4 separate regions of the Homo sapiens genome follow, and all the other regions are linked to region 4. The links are chromatin contacts, found by Hi-C or POLR2A ChIA-PET in ENCODE. All regions are on one chromosome and are shown on one strand. The core of a region is the stretch at or near the end of the contact, and the rest is flanking DNA. Distances in the headings are between cores, read along the strand shown.

What was found. A loop is a pair of places that touch in the nucleus more often than their neighbours do. ChIA-PET counts read pairs that join two places held with the same protein, here RNA polymerase II (POLR2A). Pooled maps may share reads with other maps.
Region 1: a loop to region 4 is called in a map of psoas muscle, with 5 times the contacts of the local background. The contact joins the enhancer-like site here to the promoter of ESR1 in region 4. A Hi-C loop is called at or near these places in 1 of 168 maps with a recorded cell type or tissue (psoas muscle) and 7 of 50 pooled maps.
Region 2: a loop to region 4 is called in a map of psoas muscle, with 1.9 times the contacts of the local background. The contact joins the enhancer-like site here to the promoter of ESR1 in region 4. A Hi-C loop is called at or near these places in 1 of 168 maps with a recorded cell type or tissue (psoas muscle). POLR2A ChIA-PET finds 5 or more read pairs at or near these places in 2 of 52 experiments (AG04449 and WTC11).
Region 3: a loop to region 4 is called in a map of psoas muscle, with 2.6 times the contacts of the local background. The contact joins the enhancer-like site here to the promoter of ESR1 in region 4. A Hi-C loop is called at or near these places in 2 of 168 maps with a recorded cell type or tissue (gastrocnemius medialis and psoas muscle) and 8 of 50 pooled maps. POLR2A ChIA-PET finds 5 or more read pairs at or near these places in 1 of 52 experiments (WTC11).

The regions. Positions count from the first base shown.
Region 1 is chr6:152,269,898-152,273,794 of GRCh38, reverse strand. All of the region lies in intron 98 of SYNE1 (spectrin repeat containing nuclear envelope protein 1), which reads left to right. Among named protein-coding and RNA genes, the nearest start is that of SYNE1-AS1, 110 kb to the left of the region's middle. Within about 2 kb of position 1,979, at least 10 of the 41 ENCODE cell types and tissues checked have a DNase peak (open chromatin) inside an H3K27ac peak, as active enhancers do; they include psoas muscle, where a contact is called at or near this core.
Region 2 is chr6:152,097,441-152,101,572 of GRCh38, reverse strand. It overlaps ESR1 (estrogen receptor 1), which reads right to left. Exons shown (of 8, transcript NM_000125.4): 8 at 1-2,841. The coding sequence ends at 2,607. Among named protein-coding and RNA genes, the nearest start is that of SYNE1-AS1, 280 kb to the left of the region's middle. RefSeq lists an enhancer at 2,472-2,973. Within about 2 kb of position 1,337, at least 16 of the 41 ENCODE cell types and tissues checked have a DNase peak (open chromatin) inside an H3K27ac peak, as active enhancers do; they include psoas muscle, where a contact is called at or near this core.
Region 3 is chr6:152,115,172-152,118,985 of GRCh38, reverse strand. It overlaps a transcript of ESR1 not described here. Among named protein-coding and RNA genes, the nearest start is that of SYNE1-AS1, 260 kb to the left of the region's middle. Within about 2 kb of position 1,690, at least 4 of the 41 ENCODE cell types and tissues checked have a DNase peak (open chromatin) inside an H3K27ac peak, as active enhancers do; they include psoas muscle, where a contact is called at or near this core.
Region 4 is chr6:151,805,180-151,808,998 of GRCh38, reverse strand. It overlaps ESR1 (estrogen receptor 1), which reads right to left and starts at 1,317. Exons shown (of 8, transcript NM_000125.4): 1 at 635-1,317. The coding sequence starts at 1,086.

The sequences.
Region 1 (3,897 bases), core at 730-3,229, 460 kb before region 4:
AGCTGGTCTCCTGTCTAAGAAGCAGCTGTTACTAAGCTCTAGCTATTATCACACAAGAATTTACAAGTGGCATTGCTGGATCTTCTAGTTTTTCAAGAGATAGGGAATGTGGATTTATTTCTAAAGCCTCCCAACTTTTAAACGTTGACATTTAAATCTAAAATTTTAAAATAATTTGTGTGCCAAAGAAAGCATATCCACAAGCCAGGATTGAAATCTGTTTATCTTTTTCCCATTCATTATTAACGAGGTGACCTGGGGCAAGAGCCTTAAATTTTCCACAACTTTCTTACGGATCAGTTTTCTCATCTGTAAAATATGGATAATAATATTTAACTTAAAAAAATTCTTTAGAACATGTGGAAAAAATAATCAAAAAGAAAAAAAACAGTGAGGATTTAAATGCAAGTAATACAATAAATGCTCAAATTGCAGCAGTTAAAATAATTAATAACAATAACCAACTGTTTCCAAATCACATTCTTTGAGACGAAGAAGCTTCTGCTATGCTGAAAGGCCAGGCTTGAGACTTAGCGGGCTGGACTGAGCATGTACACACCACTGTGGTGTCCACACCCAGCAGATCCTGCCCAGGTCCACGGGAATTCTTTAAACTGAGTCAAGTCCTGACCCTGCCCACATTGGGTGAAGTGTAAATACAGAAAAATGTGGTAGTGTTTTACTACATGGAAATTGGTTACTGTTTATTTTTAAACTATCTATAAATTCCATCATCTTTCATCTAATGAAGTTCCCAGCATATAAAATATTACTAGATCTTTTAAAATAATTAGAGCTTCCTGGAAGATTGTTTTTCCATCTGTGGGAAGAAAAGGAGCCCTGTTTACATTATTATTGCCATGAAAAGGATCATGTCCCTTTATGTAGAAAACTAAAAATAATTTGGAGTTAATCTGAAATTAACTAAAGTTAATTGCAGAAAACAAATCATCCATTAAATGCAGCCCTCAGCAATGTTAATGCTCTTTAATTGGGGCTTGGATGATTCAGGAGGGTTGGAATACCTTCCTAAGTCTGTAAGCACACCATTACTTAGTGCTACTGAAGCTGGGAGATGGTAATACCTCTTACCTCCATTCCTTTTAACTAATTTGACTTGCATGGGTATCAGTGAATGACTATGCTTTTTTGTTTCCTATCAAATAGACTGCTTCTCTATGTGAAGATCTTAAGGGCATGTAGTAAGATCTCCTGAATTACGTGGTATCTTCATGAAGCTGGGTCTTTTTCACACATTATCATTCATTAAAAGAACAGAGAGATTGCCCCATAAAATAATAAAAAGCTTTATAAAGAAATGTTTTATGTAATGTTTAGCACTGCCCAGTCCTCATTCATCTTCCAAGGAATGTTCCTGGCAAAAGTGGTTACTGTTCTAGTATTTCCAAAATAAAGTTTATGTAGCCCCACCCAGTGGGGACTGGTGACAGAAACCGCCTAACCTCTGCATTCCCTAGGCATGGCAGAAAACTGTTATCACACCTCAGAGAAAGTAATTACCATAATTACATTCCTTCTGGCTGCACCTTCTTATCCCCAGGGGAAAGAGAATGAAATTTGAACTGGATTCTTAATCATGGTTTGCTTCCTGTGGTCCAAGTCTTATGTTTCACAATGACTAAATCATTCAGAGAAAAATTCACTCACTGAAAAACTGAGTCTAACCGCATAGAATCTGAATATATATCTGTGCATATAAAAGTGAGGAAGTTGTTAAGACCTAACATTTCGATTGTCAGTGTTCCAAATCCAAATTTGGTGTAAGGAACTTGAGCCAACCTCTCTCAATCAGACCATAGTAACTGGTGTAGAAGAGCGTGTTGGGCTCAGGGCTCGGAGAATTTTCCAAGGGAGTCTTCAGGCCGGGCTCTGAAAAACAAATTTTTGCTGAAGAGAAAAGCAGAGAGGAAGTGGCCTGGATCCCACAAAAGCAAGTCAGCAGGTCATGGCCAGGGCCACTACTTTGGCAGCTGGAGCAGCTCTGATGGGGACAACTTTCAGTCTCGTCCACTGATTTCTTGAGGCCATTTTCTATGGGTTCCTTTTGAACTGCTGTTTCAACTTTGCTTGGAAGAACCAGGATCTTTTAGAGCTTATTCTTAGAAGGTGGTGGAGTCTTAGATGAGAGAGAATCTGTTTTCATGCAGAAAATCATGGGTTCCAGTTCTGGGAGAATGCCCATCCACCCAAACTTCCCATCTCTAGGAAAATCACTGCTTATCTTTGAGAAATTCCGCAGAAGGTGGAGAATTTAGTGTCACTAGTCACCCATTCTGAAGGTCTTGCAAAATGCAACTAGCATATATTAGACCATTGCACCCCCGTTGTTCTACCTAAACTGCAATCTCTGGCTGGATCATCTGAAAGGAAAGGAAGTACCTCTGAGCTCGGGTGGGCTCAGAATCTGGGAGAAAGTTTTATATACTATTACCTACAGGTTTTTACTGTTCATTTAGCTTCAAGCACCGACACCGCCTTGCAAAGATAAAGATAAAGTCTATTAGACAATTTAATCATGAGATTCTAATGAAAAAAAGAAGAAACAGAAAGGTAAACAGATCCCATCTATTTCCCTAAAATGGTGAGTATAAAACTCTGAAAATAGGAGAGCGAGAGAAGGGTCTCTGTGGGCAGTTAGGTTGGATGAGCTGGAATGGCTGGGTCCCATGTTGTGCTCAGACATTGCAAAGAACAACCAGGGGCAGGCGAGCAGCAGCTCCAGAAATAGATGGCAGGAGGCTCCTCCGTGGAAGCAACCTGTAAAATATCCTTCCTCTGCCCCATGGTACGCCAGCCCTGCTGTCCTCTTCACTGCTCTGTTCTCTCTGAAATGGCAAATTTCTTTCACCTTAGGGTCTTTGTGCCAACTGTTCCCTGGGTCTGAATGCCCTCACTCTAGATCTTTGCAAGGCTGGTGGTCTCTCGTCATGCAGAGTGCAATTGTCTCTTCTAAAGATGCTTCCTTAGGCCTCCCTAAAACTTTCTATCCCATTATCAGTCTCTGTAGGCCTTATCTTCAGCTCAGTTATCTGTTTGTTTATAGTCTAACTCCCCACCAGGGCCCTCATCTGGCTTCCAAAACACTCCCAGCTTCTAGAACAGTGTCTAGTGAGTGCTTATTAAGTAGTGAATGAGTTATATTGAAATTATAATTTATCCTTTGACAGATGAATCTATGTGAGTAGAAAAGCTCTCATTCAGAACTAATCCCATTTGATGTGCAACATTTTAGGGCCTTTCAAATTCCATTAGAATAATCAGGCAGGAAGGATCAACTCTTGCCTAGGTGCTGAGTCATTACTTTGGTCTTTCTCCTTTAGTCAGACTTTCTCCAAGCCAGCTTAGCAATGGGCCAGTTTCTGGTGATGGTGATGGAGGGAGTGAAGGGTACTTTTTCAGAGATCTCACCTTTAATAATCACACCACTGACCTCTCAAGGCTCAATTAAGCTTTGAATTTGTAAAATGGTAACCACACGTGCCCACAGTAAATGACTTTTTTTAATGTGCTAATTGATGGTTCTGAAAGAAAGACTCTTAAAGAGTTTTCATCTTTGAGTACAGTCTATTAATTATGTAGGTCAGTCTATAAATATTATTATATAAACAGCAGACTCTCAAAGATAGAGAATTCTAGGAATAATTTAAATCTATCGCCCTAGTAGGGTAGACACAGAAGGTTTACACAGACCAGTATCAGGGATGAGGCTTCCTGCCTAGTTCAGTGTCTTGGGACTTGAGTTACTGTGGTGGAGGTGAGGCTCTGTGACATAGAGGTCAAGACCTGGTCTGTGAAAGGTGGAACAGAGGATGTCCAGCCGGCCTGGGAAACCCTTGTTTAGACTCCTTGCCTCTATGCTGCAGTACATTTTCTCCC
Region 2 (4,132 bases), core at 88-2,587, 290 kb before region 4:
ACAAAGAGATTTCCAAAGTTGCTGGAGACCCCTGGGCGAACATTTCAATCATCTGATGTTCTCTGCCCACTTCAAATGTAGTAGTATCTTAACATGAATAGAAACACATTGGATGAATAATGTAAAACCTTCCACTGTATAATTGTTTGGCTTTAGCTGGTATTACATCGTCTAGTCCTAGAAATTTTTTTTTGTTTTATTTTAATTTTTTTAAAAGAAAATCTAAGTATAAACATTAAAAAGAACCCACTGACCCATTAGCTACTGTCCAAAAATATTACTACTGATATTTTGGTAAAAGCAAAATTAGCTGCCCTGAATAATTTTCCTTTTCAGGCATAATCTTTGCTACATAAGATTGTCTGTCATTCAGTATCCAACAATAGGCATCTGGATTAGTGCTATTTTGTCTACTGTGGATACAAAAGTTGATATGAAATGTGATCTTCATTTAAATGAATAATCACCAGGCTTTAGGCATAAATGACTGTATACATGACAAGGTAGCTTGAAAAGTATACAAAAAAAAAAAAAAAAACTAAATATTTTTCCTTGGTTTTTGCATGTTAACCCAGTCAAATTAAATCCAGAACAGAATTACTACATTCAATTGTCTGATAAACAAGCAATGTAATTTCAAAAAAATATATATTATACTATATAAGGTGCTTCTTAAACAAACTAAGGTGCTTCTTAAACAAACAGCAACAAAAGAATTATGTTCTTAAACATATCCTTAACACAGATACATAAAATTGTCCCCAAATTTAAGTGCACATAAAAACTTTTTTTTTTTTTTTGCCCTCCCAGATTCTCAGTCCTTTGGTGATCACTTAACTGGACAATCAGAAATGAATGAAATCCACTTTTCCAAACAAGACATACCAAGAGAAGCCCGAGCAGCTCACCTGGGTCATTGGCTAACACAGACATCACCTCTCAATAGGGTTTCAATTACAGACAATAAGGTCACCCAGAGGAAATCAAACATTCTTTTTTGTTAAGAAAAAGGAAGTAACCCATAATTGTGCTAGAGAAGCAAAGGCCCAGGGAAGGCTGCCCTGTGGCTGGAATGAGCCTTTCTTTTTTAGCCTATAGGTCAAAGGAAATTGAAGGAAATGAGCTGGCAGGAGTGGAGGCGGTAGGGAACGGGGCGGGGGAGGAAGGGGGAGGATTTTCTTCCCCAAACCAAACCCTGATTTTGGATTATCTCTAAACCACCAAGGGCATACGTAATCTGACCAGGCCCCAGTCAGCCTGAGTAGTGACAGCAACGGTCCCCACCCTTCTCCCGTGCCCCAGGGTGCTGGGCCAATTGTAGGAACACAGCTGTCTACAGCAGCTGTGACAGCTGCTTCTTCCAACCAGGGCCACGCTGGGAAATGAAGAAGAGCTGGACTACCCCAGGGATCCCAGGGCACCCCCAAAGGGCAATGCGGGGTCTGCAAGGAATGTTCCTAGGTAGCTGCAGCCTGTGGCAGGGCCACCCTGAGCAAGTCTGGCTGTGCCTCAGAACTGTATCCAGTTTCTGCCCTACTTTCCCTCTTGTTCTCTAGTAGCCACAACAATCCTGCACAAGTACTGTTCAGCTCCATGCCCCAGGGCTAAATGCAACACCAGGGCCCCTGCTCCTTTCAACTACCATTTACCCTCATCATGCATCACCACAGTGAACAGTTCACCCCTGTGTAAGGCACACACACGCCGGGAAGATCCAAGTACAGTGCCCACTGGAACAGGTCCTGAAGCTGACCTTACTGCAAGTTCAGGGAGGGAGGGCTTTCTTTTGTAACACAAAAATAAAAACAAAAATCAGGAACTTATCCCTCATATAGGGAGACTTAACTAAGATCAACTTGCTGCTCTCCATAGGTCCATGGGAGGCATGAATTAACTGGAACCCATGACCGGAAAGCCAGAGGCAGAGCTTTCAGCACATCTGAATCTGCAGTGTATCAAGTTAAAATAGTCTTGCCAACTAGGGGATCTGCCTTCCCTGTGTGCCCCTTGTATTCCTATAGGGGGAATGAATTGACAATCACCAGATACTCTGCTACAGTCATATAAAAGCTTTAAGGTGTACCACTTTCATAAAAGGATGCATTGCCATAGGAATACAAGAGGGTGCTATAATAAACCCTTGACCTAGCTTTCTCCAAGTCACCAATTAAAGGAGCCACTTTAAATTCTTTGCTGTGGCTTATTCTTAGAGCCATTTAAAAAGTGCTTATCAGAGGCAAAATGTCTACTCTCCAGGCCTGGGTCTCTACAAGTAGCTTAAATGCACAGAGTTATCTGAGCCCCAACCCATAGACTGAGTTCAGCTGTGAAGAGCTACGGGAATCCTCACGCTTAGTAACATAGCAAGGGGGAAAGAGAGCTGTTACAAAGATTTAGCCTTGGAATCCCTTTGGCTGTTCCCAACAGAAGACAGAAGATGTGCCACTAAGAACTGAGCAAGCAAATGAATGGCCACTCATCTAGAAAGCCATTGGTGTTGGATGCATGCCGGAGTGTATGCAGGAGACAGAATTTGGCTAAAGTGGTGCATGATGAGGGTAAAATGCAGCAGGGATTATCTGAACCGTGTGGGAGCCAGGGAGCTCTCAGACCGTGGCAGGGAAACCCTCTGCCTCCCCCGTGATGTAATACTTTTGCAAGGAATGCGATGAAGTAGAGCCCGCAGTGGCCAAGTGGCTTTGGTCCGTCTCCTCCACGGATGCCCCTCCACGGCTAGTGGGCGCATGTAGGCGGTGGGCGTCCAGCATCTCCAGCAGCAGGTCATAGAGGGGCACCACGTTCTTGCACTTCATGCTGTACAGATGCTCCATGCCTTTGTTACTGTAGGTGGGAAGACACAGAAAGGACTACTTTAGAGCCAACCCGAGCCCCAGGAGTGCTGAAATCCCTAGAAGGGGAAGGAAGAGGAACTCCAAAGACACTTAGCAATCTTTCTTTCTTCCTGTTTAAAGACCCACTTTAGGATGGGAGCTGGGAAAGCTGAGGGCTTTCAGAAGCCCTAATCTGGAACTCATGGCCGTGTGTTTTTCATTTTCCACCTCCTACCAGGGCGGTCCCACCCTCACACTCTCCCTGCAGCCACTTTCAGGGTATTTGCTATGCAGGTGACTTCCATGGACCTCCGTGGCCTCAAATGAGATCCTATTCCCCTCCAATAGGACCTAAATGCATTCAAATAGGATCGCCAAAGCTTCTAAAAAGACAACATGAGATATTCAGCCAAGCAGGAGTGGGTATTTTAAATGAGTAAAGCAGTTCAAGACGCTCCATTGTTAAATCTCTCACGTCACTTCCCATTTAACTCAGAATACGATCTAAATGCCTTTCCATGTTCAACAAGGCCCAACTGGTCCAGCTTCCATCCATGTCTCCAAGCTCTTCCTGCCTCTCTCCCCTAATGTGCTCTCCGGAGCCACACTGATTTTTGTGCTGCCCTTAAAGGAACTAAGCTCCCCCAAGACTTAGGGGACCTACACTTGCTGTTCCTACTTGCTGGGATGAACCTTCCTCCGGTCTTCAAATGCCGCCTCCTCGGAAAGGCCTACCGCTACCCAGTGGCAGCAGCCTCAAGCCTCTGCAGGCTCAGCCTTCCTCTTTCACACCGTTCTGTTTTTCTCAGCACTCTTATCACTGCCTGAAATTCTCCTTTTTATTTATTTGTGTTTATTCTCCCGCCTCCAAACACACACGTGCACACACTCACACCCTCAGTGCGAATTCCTAGAGAAGCAGGCTTTATCCTGTCCCCTGCTAGGCCTAAAACAGTGCCCAGAGCTCAGTTCACGTTCAGGAAAACAAGGGGGGAAATGGGCAGCGGGAAATGGGCAGAGGGAAATGTAGGCAAATGGCATTCTCCTTTCCCTACTCTCCTCCTCTGCTCTCCTCCACTAGCCACAACTCTGCTGCCCCACCACACTACTGGTGGCGGGGGTGGGGAGGAGAACAACTATTATCTAGTTTGAAATTTCTTTTAAAAGAAATATGTATCATGAGTAGCAGGACCAAGAGAAGGTCTTAGAAAAATTTGCATTTTTAGTAGGGGAAAATTCAGCTCAAGTTGGAGACTTGCCATGAAAACACAACATCAAAGCTATTCAGGGCCTACAGCATG
Region 3 (3,814 bases), core at 441-2,940, 310 kb before region 4:
CACAGGGGATTGTGGAGAAATTGAAATATCCTGAGTGTGTACCAGATAGGTCCAGAAGTGCCTGGGGAGAGCAACAGACATTAATCTCTCAAGTAGTTCACTGAATGCCCACTATGTGGCAGGAACTGCTCCAAGCTCCCTCGGGGAGTCCTCTCGGGGAGGACCTCAGAAGTTCTTGTGTTTGTTTGTTTTATTTTTATTTTTTATTTTACTTTAGGTTCTGGGATACATGTACTGAACGTGCAGGTTTGTTACACAGGTATACATGTGCCATGGTGGTTTGCTGCACCTATCAACCCATCATCTAGGTTTTAAGCCCTGCATGCATTAGGTATTTGCCCTAATGCTCTCCCTCCCCTTGCCCCCCACCCCTTACCTCCTACCCCCCTGACAGGCCCCAGTGTGTGGTGCTCCCTTCCCTGTGTCTATGTGTTCTCATTGTTCGTCTCCCACTTATGAGTGAAAACGTGTGGTGTTTGGTTTTCTGTTCCTGTGTTAGTTTGCTGAGGATGATGGTCTTCATCCGTGTCCCTGCAAAGGACAAGAACTCATTCTTTTTTATGGCTGCATAGTATTCCATGGTGTATTCATGCCACATTTTCTTTATCCAGTCTATCATTGATGGGCATTTGGGTGGGTTCTTGTTTAATGACTCATTAAAAGCAGTCACCAGTGGGCCTTTGACATAGAGAAGAATCCATATTTCCCAGCACCAGTTATGTCCTGAAATGGGATGAAGGCAAATGAGGAAACTAGAAGGGAATTTAATAGAAACAATATCTAATTTAGGGGAGGAAAGGGAGATTAAAGCTGTTAGATCTCTATTTTCTATGAGCAAATTCCTCTGCTTTTAGCTTCTTGGTCACCCAGTTTATGTTACAGTGGGATGTGTTTTTGAAGAGTATGAATGTCCATCTGCAGAAATGGAGGCAGGTGGAGTGGTTTATAAGCATGGAGGCAATTTTTCACTTAGGTATAACACTGAGAAGTTAATTCAGGAAACAGGTGTTTTTCTGAGTGTGGTCATCTCAATTTTAGATTTAGTAGTACCCTGGGGTAACTGTGGCTGATTGTCATACCTAAAGTCACCCAAAGATAATGAAACTGAAAGCGAAGGACTTTTATTCTTCAATTCCCAGCTTCTCACTAACCTGTCCCTTGAAGTTTTAAAATATGCACCAAGAATCCACTGGAGGCTACCACAGACAGGCCTAAATTTGGGAGAGAACCCTCACTCAGATGAATAAGTGCATGAACAAGGTGCAGCCTTCTGCAGCCGAAGGAAGCTAAGGGGGCTGGACAGTTGGGAATGATTAATGAGAAGCAGGGTGATGTGCTGTAACACAAGCTGAACAATGAGAACATTTAATCTAGGGAGCTGAGGAAGCCGGTTGGGACTTGGATATAATCTTTCTAAAATATGAAGGTCACAGAAAAATAAATCAGGCTCATGAATTTGCTTAACCTGTTACCTAATACAAGAGTGGGAACATAACTGAATTTGAAAACCGCAATTATGTCAGGAGAAGAAAGTCCTGGGTAAGCCTCGTCACAGATTTGATGCTACAGGCAATCGAGAAGAAATCCAGATCTCCCTGCTGAATATTCACATCAGAGCCTCACAGATGTGCGTTCCCAGCTCAGGCTTAAATCCTGCCGGACACATTCTTGGAGCTGTTGTTGGGCTCAGAAAGCAAAGCTGCCAAGCAGCTGCCAACTTCGACAGCAATTCCAGGCAGCCAACCCCAAACCCCATTTATTGGCAGGAACCCAGTGGAGGCCATGTCCACCCCTTGCCCCACACCTCCTTGTGGGATTTACAGGTTGAGTGGACACTGTAGGGATGTAAGTAGCCATGGCTTTCAGAGTGGGTTTGGCTCACCTGTGGCTCAAAGAATCAATATTACCTGGAAACCTGTTAAGAATGCACCACATTCAGCCCTAGGGCTGGGCTTCCAAGCTACCACCTGCACTGGATTTCTCCATCTTTGGGCCCTTTAACTCTCTCCAGTTGGCCATGATAGCAAGCAGTAACAGCAAGCTTCCCCATCCTCCTCCACTAACTCAAAATATATTGGCTTCACCGAACAATTGGTTTCCATATAAATCTGGATTTTTATTCTGAACTCTAGTCAATGGTTAGATCTACCTGGCCATTACTGTTTTAATTATAGCAGTATGTAGTATAATTTATTATAATGATGTATATATTTGTATAATATAAAAACAAAATAAAATAGATATAAATAATACAAATATATAAGTATGTACTATAACTAATAATATAGTATATTTGTTACTTCAAGTTTTAATACATCTTAGGAAAAGCCTCATTTCTTTCTCGCTGTGTATGTGTCTATTTTAAAGGCTAATTGTTAAAAAAAAGTCAATTATTTTGATTACAAAAGATCCTCTTGTGTTTCACAGAAAACTAAGTTTCCTATCTACTCTCTCTACATCATCTCCCGCTTTTATGTTACCTTTCTAGGCCTTTTGATTTTCTTATGCAAACAACATATACATTTTTAAGAATTGGATCTATTCTTATTATTCTGTAACTTGCATTTTTCACTTAACGATGTCCCACAGACATATTGGTACCTGTGCCATCATCCTCACTGAGTTAGAGATCTCAGTATCTCTTTTTCAACCACTGGTTTCTTCCAGGGTTTGTTAGGAATCACGGCTGCAGTAGACACTCTTGCGTGTATATGCATGTGTATCTTTTGATAGTGCTGCTTTTATTTCTCCAAGATGTATTGTTCAAAGTGGAATTACTGAATCAAAAGGTATGTACATTCTTCTTTTAGTAAATTTTAATAAATTCTGCCCGTTTGCTTTCTAAAAAAGTCGTGATGATTTACACTCCCACCCACACCAGAGATGAAAACCTCCTTTGCCTCATACCCTCCTTTAATGTACACTAGTGGTTTCCAAATTACGGGACTTATTCCCAAATTATTAATGTTCAAAGTCTGTACATTAGACTCTCTCAGGAAACTTTTAAAAATGTAGAACCCCAGGCCATACCCCAAACCAATTAAATTGGTAGCTGGGGATCAGTAGTTACTTGAAGGTCCCCAGGCGATTCCCAGGTGCAGACGATTGGGAAGGGCTGGCCTAGATGCTATCAGTTTTCTAAAAATATTGCCCAATTGAGAGCAACAGTAGCTCATTGTTTTTAAAATTTGCATGTCCATGGCTAGTTTGTATAATAATTGTTCCATTTGTATTGCCTCTTCTGTGAAGTCTGTTTTGTGCTCCATTTTTCTTTTATCTTTTAATATTATTTTCAATGACCTCTTTGCATATTAGAAAAATTAAATCTGGATATGAAGTGTCCTGACTTCATATAGTTCTTTCAGTCACACAGAAAGTTTCATTTTTATGTCATCAAACCTGGCAGGTTCTTTTTCCTTGGTAGATTCTAGTTAGTCTACATTAAGAAGGCCTTTTTTTATTTTAAGATTATGCAAAAGTTTCTTTGCATTTTCTTCTAGTAGGTCTATAATCTATCTGGAATTATTTTTGTCATTAGTATGAAGTAAGGAACTAGTTTGTCATTCTCCAAATGAATAGATAATTGTCCCAAAACCAATCAGGGACAAGACAGAGAGGCCCCCTGTTGTTATAATTTTCTAGCAACCTAGATGTTCATCAGCAGGAGGATTGTTGAATTAATTATAGTGCATACCTAGTATTCAGTATGGCGTAACTATTTTTATAAAATGAAATCAATCTATATGTATTGATTAGGGAAAATGCCTACTATATATTCTTACATTTTATAAAAACAAGATATAGAATAATATGA
Region 4 (3,819 bases), core at 68-2,567:
CTCCGAAATCAGACCCATTCAACTCCCAATCGCTCTCTAAAGCCCCAGGACGTGGGGTGGGGAGGAGGGGAAAGCGGGTGACAGGAATCGCTTCCCAGAAAGTCATCATCATAGCTGACATATTTCCAATCAAATAGTCTAGATGAAAGGAAATTTGGGGAGCACATTAAACAAAAACATTAAAAGGATAAATAAAACTCTGCTGAGCTCTGCTAACTCCAAACACCCCCAACTTTAAATGCCAAGAGCGAGACCTTCCCAAGTGACTCAAAGCGCCCCGTGTTTATTTGCCTGGAGGTGTTTTCCCCCACAAATAACTGCTGCTTTGTCTGGTTTTCCAACGTGTGTTTTGTTAGGAAGCCCGGGCTTTCGGGTCTGCCTCTCGCACGGACGGTAAGTGGGTGGAGAGTACGTTTTTTTCAGCTGCCCGGCGAGAGAACTTGACTCTGAACGCAGCGCGGGCTGCACGCAGAACCCCCGGGCTGGGCCGCGCGCCCCGGGCTCCCTGCGCGCACCCTCGGGTCGCGCGTCCCGCGGCTCCCGCAGCTCCCTAGGCTCTCCCTTCTCCCTCCCTCCCTCCCTCCCTCCTGCCGGGCGCGGCGGCCACCCCGACGGGCGGCGCGGGCGCGGGTACCTGTAGAATGCCGGCGGGCCGGCCTCGCGCACCGTGTAGCCGCTGGGCTCGTTCTCCAGGTAGTAGGGCACCTGCTGGCCGTGGGGCTGCAGGAAAGGCGACAGCTGCGGCGGCGGGTGCAGTAGCATCAGCGGGCTCGGAGACACGCTGTTGAGTGGGGGGAAACCCCCCAGGCCGTTGGAGCCGAACGCCGCAGCCTCAGACCCGGGGCCGTAGGGGAGGCCGGTCTGACCGTAGACCTGCGCGTTGGCGGCGGCCGCGGCGTTGAACTCGTAGGCGGCGCCCTCGGGGTAGTTGTACACGGCGGGCTTGCTGCTGTCCAGGTACACCTCGCCCAGGGGCCGCTCCAGGGGGATCTTGAGCTGCGGACGGTTCAGGGGCTCCAGCTCGTTCCCTTGGATCTGATGCAGTAGGGCCATCCCAGATGCTTTGGTGTGGAGGGTCATGGTCATGGTCCGTGGCCGCGGGCAGGGTGCAGACCGTGTCCCCGCAGGGCAGAAGGCTCAGAAACCGGCGGGCCACCTGGAAAAAGAGCACAGCCCGAGGTTAGAGGCGACGCAGCGCATGTCCCGCCGACACGCGAGCTCTGGCCCCGGCCCTGCCCCGGGAGCCTGCGGGTCCGGTGAAGCCGGGCGACCCGACGGGAGCAAGTGCAGTCCCAGGACGAACGCCCTCCGCCAGCTCCTGGGCTCCCGGGCCTCCAACTTTAAGTACTGGTCTCCCGAGCTCATATGCATTACAAAGGTGCTGGAGGACGGCCAGGGACTGTTGCCTTGCCCTGACATTGGCTTAAACATCACTCCAGGCACAACTCGATTTGGAGCGATCCCAAAGAGCAGCTTCCCTGAACTTTACTTTACTTGTCGTCGCTGCTGGATAGAGGCTGAGTTTCACGGCCAGGGGGCGGGGGCGCACGAGGATCTGCTAAAGGTGGCCCAGGGAAGACTGGGCTTAAAATAAACGCGAAAGACGGATCCAGGGGCCGGCTTTCTCTAATGTGCTGCCTTATGTGCCCCGTGCCAGACTCCGATATATCTCTGTTTGTCTCTCTTTCTGTTTGATTCCCCCTCCTCGTTGGCTAGAAATACGTAGTGTGTACATAGGATGACCCTGGGGAGGACTACACTGTAACCGAGATAGGGCAGATAGAATGGGGTGTGCGGTTGCATACGCAGCCAGCCACAGACAGCTATATTTAGCAGCTGGGGGAACTGACAGGGGGCATCTGAGGGGAAGGGGGCGGAGATTCAGGGTATACATATAGGAAGAGCTGCATTTTGCCATCAGGAGAATGCAACCTGCCAGGACCTCAGTTTCTTCCTCTGCAAAATGCTCCCAAAGTAGATAGACCCTTCCACAACCTTCTGAGATTCTCTCAGCCTGACTTGTGTGTTTATGTTGGACCACAGTACTGTACTTGGTCCCATTAGGAATTCTCATGTGAAGGATGATTCAGAAAAACCTTTGGTTAGGGCGCACATGGGTGTTCATGCCTTCCACAGGTTGGTTATGCAACCAAAACTTCAGAAAACTGAATATAAAATGTGACCTTTTCATACCAAACATAACCTCAGGTCACGAACCAAAGCTTTGGCAATTATGTTACATTGTCGGTCTGGTCCAGCTAACAGATTTTTAAAATGCATTTCTGCATGTCTATCCTTTAGTCCTACAACTCGATCTTCTCGGTTCACTTGGGCTAGGATATGCAGAATCAAATATCCAGATGAAAAACAAATAGAAAAAAGTTTTTAACTGAATTAAAAGTTAAACATGCACACGCACATACACACACACATATATGTGTATATATATATATATATATATATATATACATATTAAGGAGACAAAAAATAGGTGAAGTATATCATGCGTCTATAATCTTGGATAGTTTATACTTTTGAATAAACTTCCTTTGCTGCAGCCTAATAGACTCTGATACAACTATCAATACTTTGTTTTAATTGCTATCCCAAACACCCAACAGAGTATCTGACGAAGTGTTCATGGTCTATCTAAATGCCAAGCTTACTGTTACTAAGAGTTACATTTTTGACTATTTTATATCAAGTATACATTTTATCTAATTCTTACAAAAATAGACCATTGTTGGACAATATGCAAATGTAGCTGAAGCCAAAATCGAGTTTAGCATTAATGACTATAGATTGTCAGCAAATAAAGGGTTAAAAACACATTAGGTGCATCGCAGATATTTCCCTTTATGGCCAGCAATCATTACTTTCCAAAGCAATTTTTTACAGATGATTTAATTTCCATAAATCACACTTTCAATTTTCAAATGCCTTTTTAAAACACATGCAAAAAGCACTTCATAGGGCTCTTAAAAAATGTGAACCTGCCAAATTATATGCAAATGGCACAAAGAATCCTACAAGTCCTGAAAGAAAAAGGAGACACACACATACCCCCATGGAGAACAGCAATCCTCATCTCCCTGCTAGGATACAGACACTAGCCAGAAAGGTAAGTTGCTTTCTCAAAATGCTAAAGCTACAGAGAGAGAAATCAAAACAAGCCTACCCTGCTGGATCAAGAACGTCTTTCCAGAAATGTTCCATGGGCTTGTAGAAGTCAAGGGCCGAGAGAGTGAGAAGGAAGGAAGGAATGTGCTCGCATGTGCGAGTGGCTCAGTGTGTGAACTAGGCAGAGAGAGTGTGTGGATGTGTTTGTGCGTGGAATGGCAGGGATTCGGGAAGCAGCCAGTAGGCAGGGCACTTGGCAGCCCCTCCCGGCAGACACGCAGCTGGGCTACTGCACAGCGCTGGATGAATGGCAGTGGGGAGTGAGGGGAGACTTGCTGTCTGCTCACAGGGAGCAGTGTGGCACAGCCAGAGAAAGCTGTACTGGGGAGGAGAAACCCCAGCCCCTTTGCCCCTACCCTTGGAGGCTGGAAAGTACCCTATGCTTTCTGCTGCCACCCCAAGCAAGAGGAAAAACAGGCTTGCTGTGAATCATAGTCTTACGGCTAAAATAGAATGCCAGTCAAAAGTGTATGGATATCAAGTTTACAAAATAGGACATGGGTGGTTTTTCCGAAAGAATATAATTTAACAATAAAAGCCTTCTGGGATACATGTGGATCAAATGCCTTACTGGCCCTAGCCCCCAGTCTCTGAACAGAGGCATTGCCATGCCTCCGATTGCACCAGGAAACCAGACTT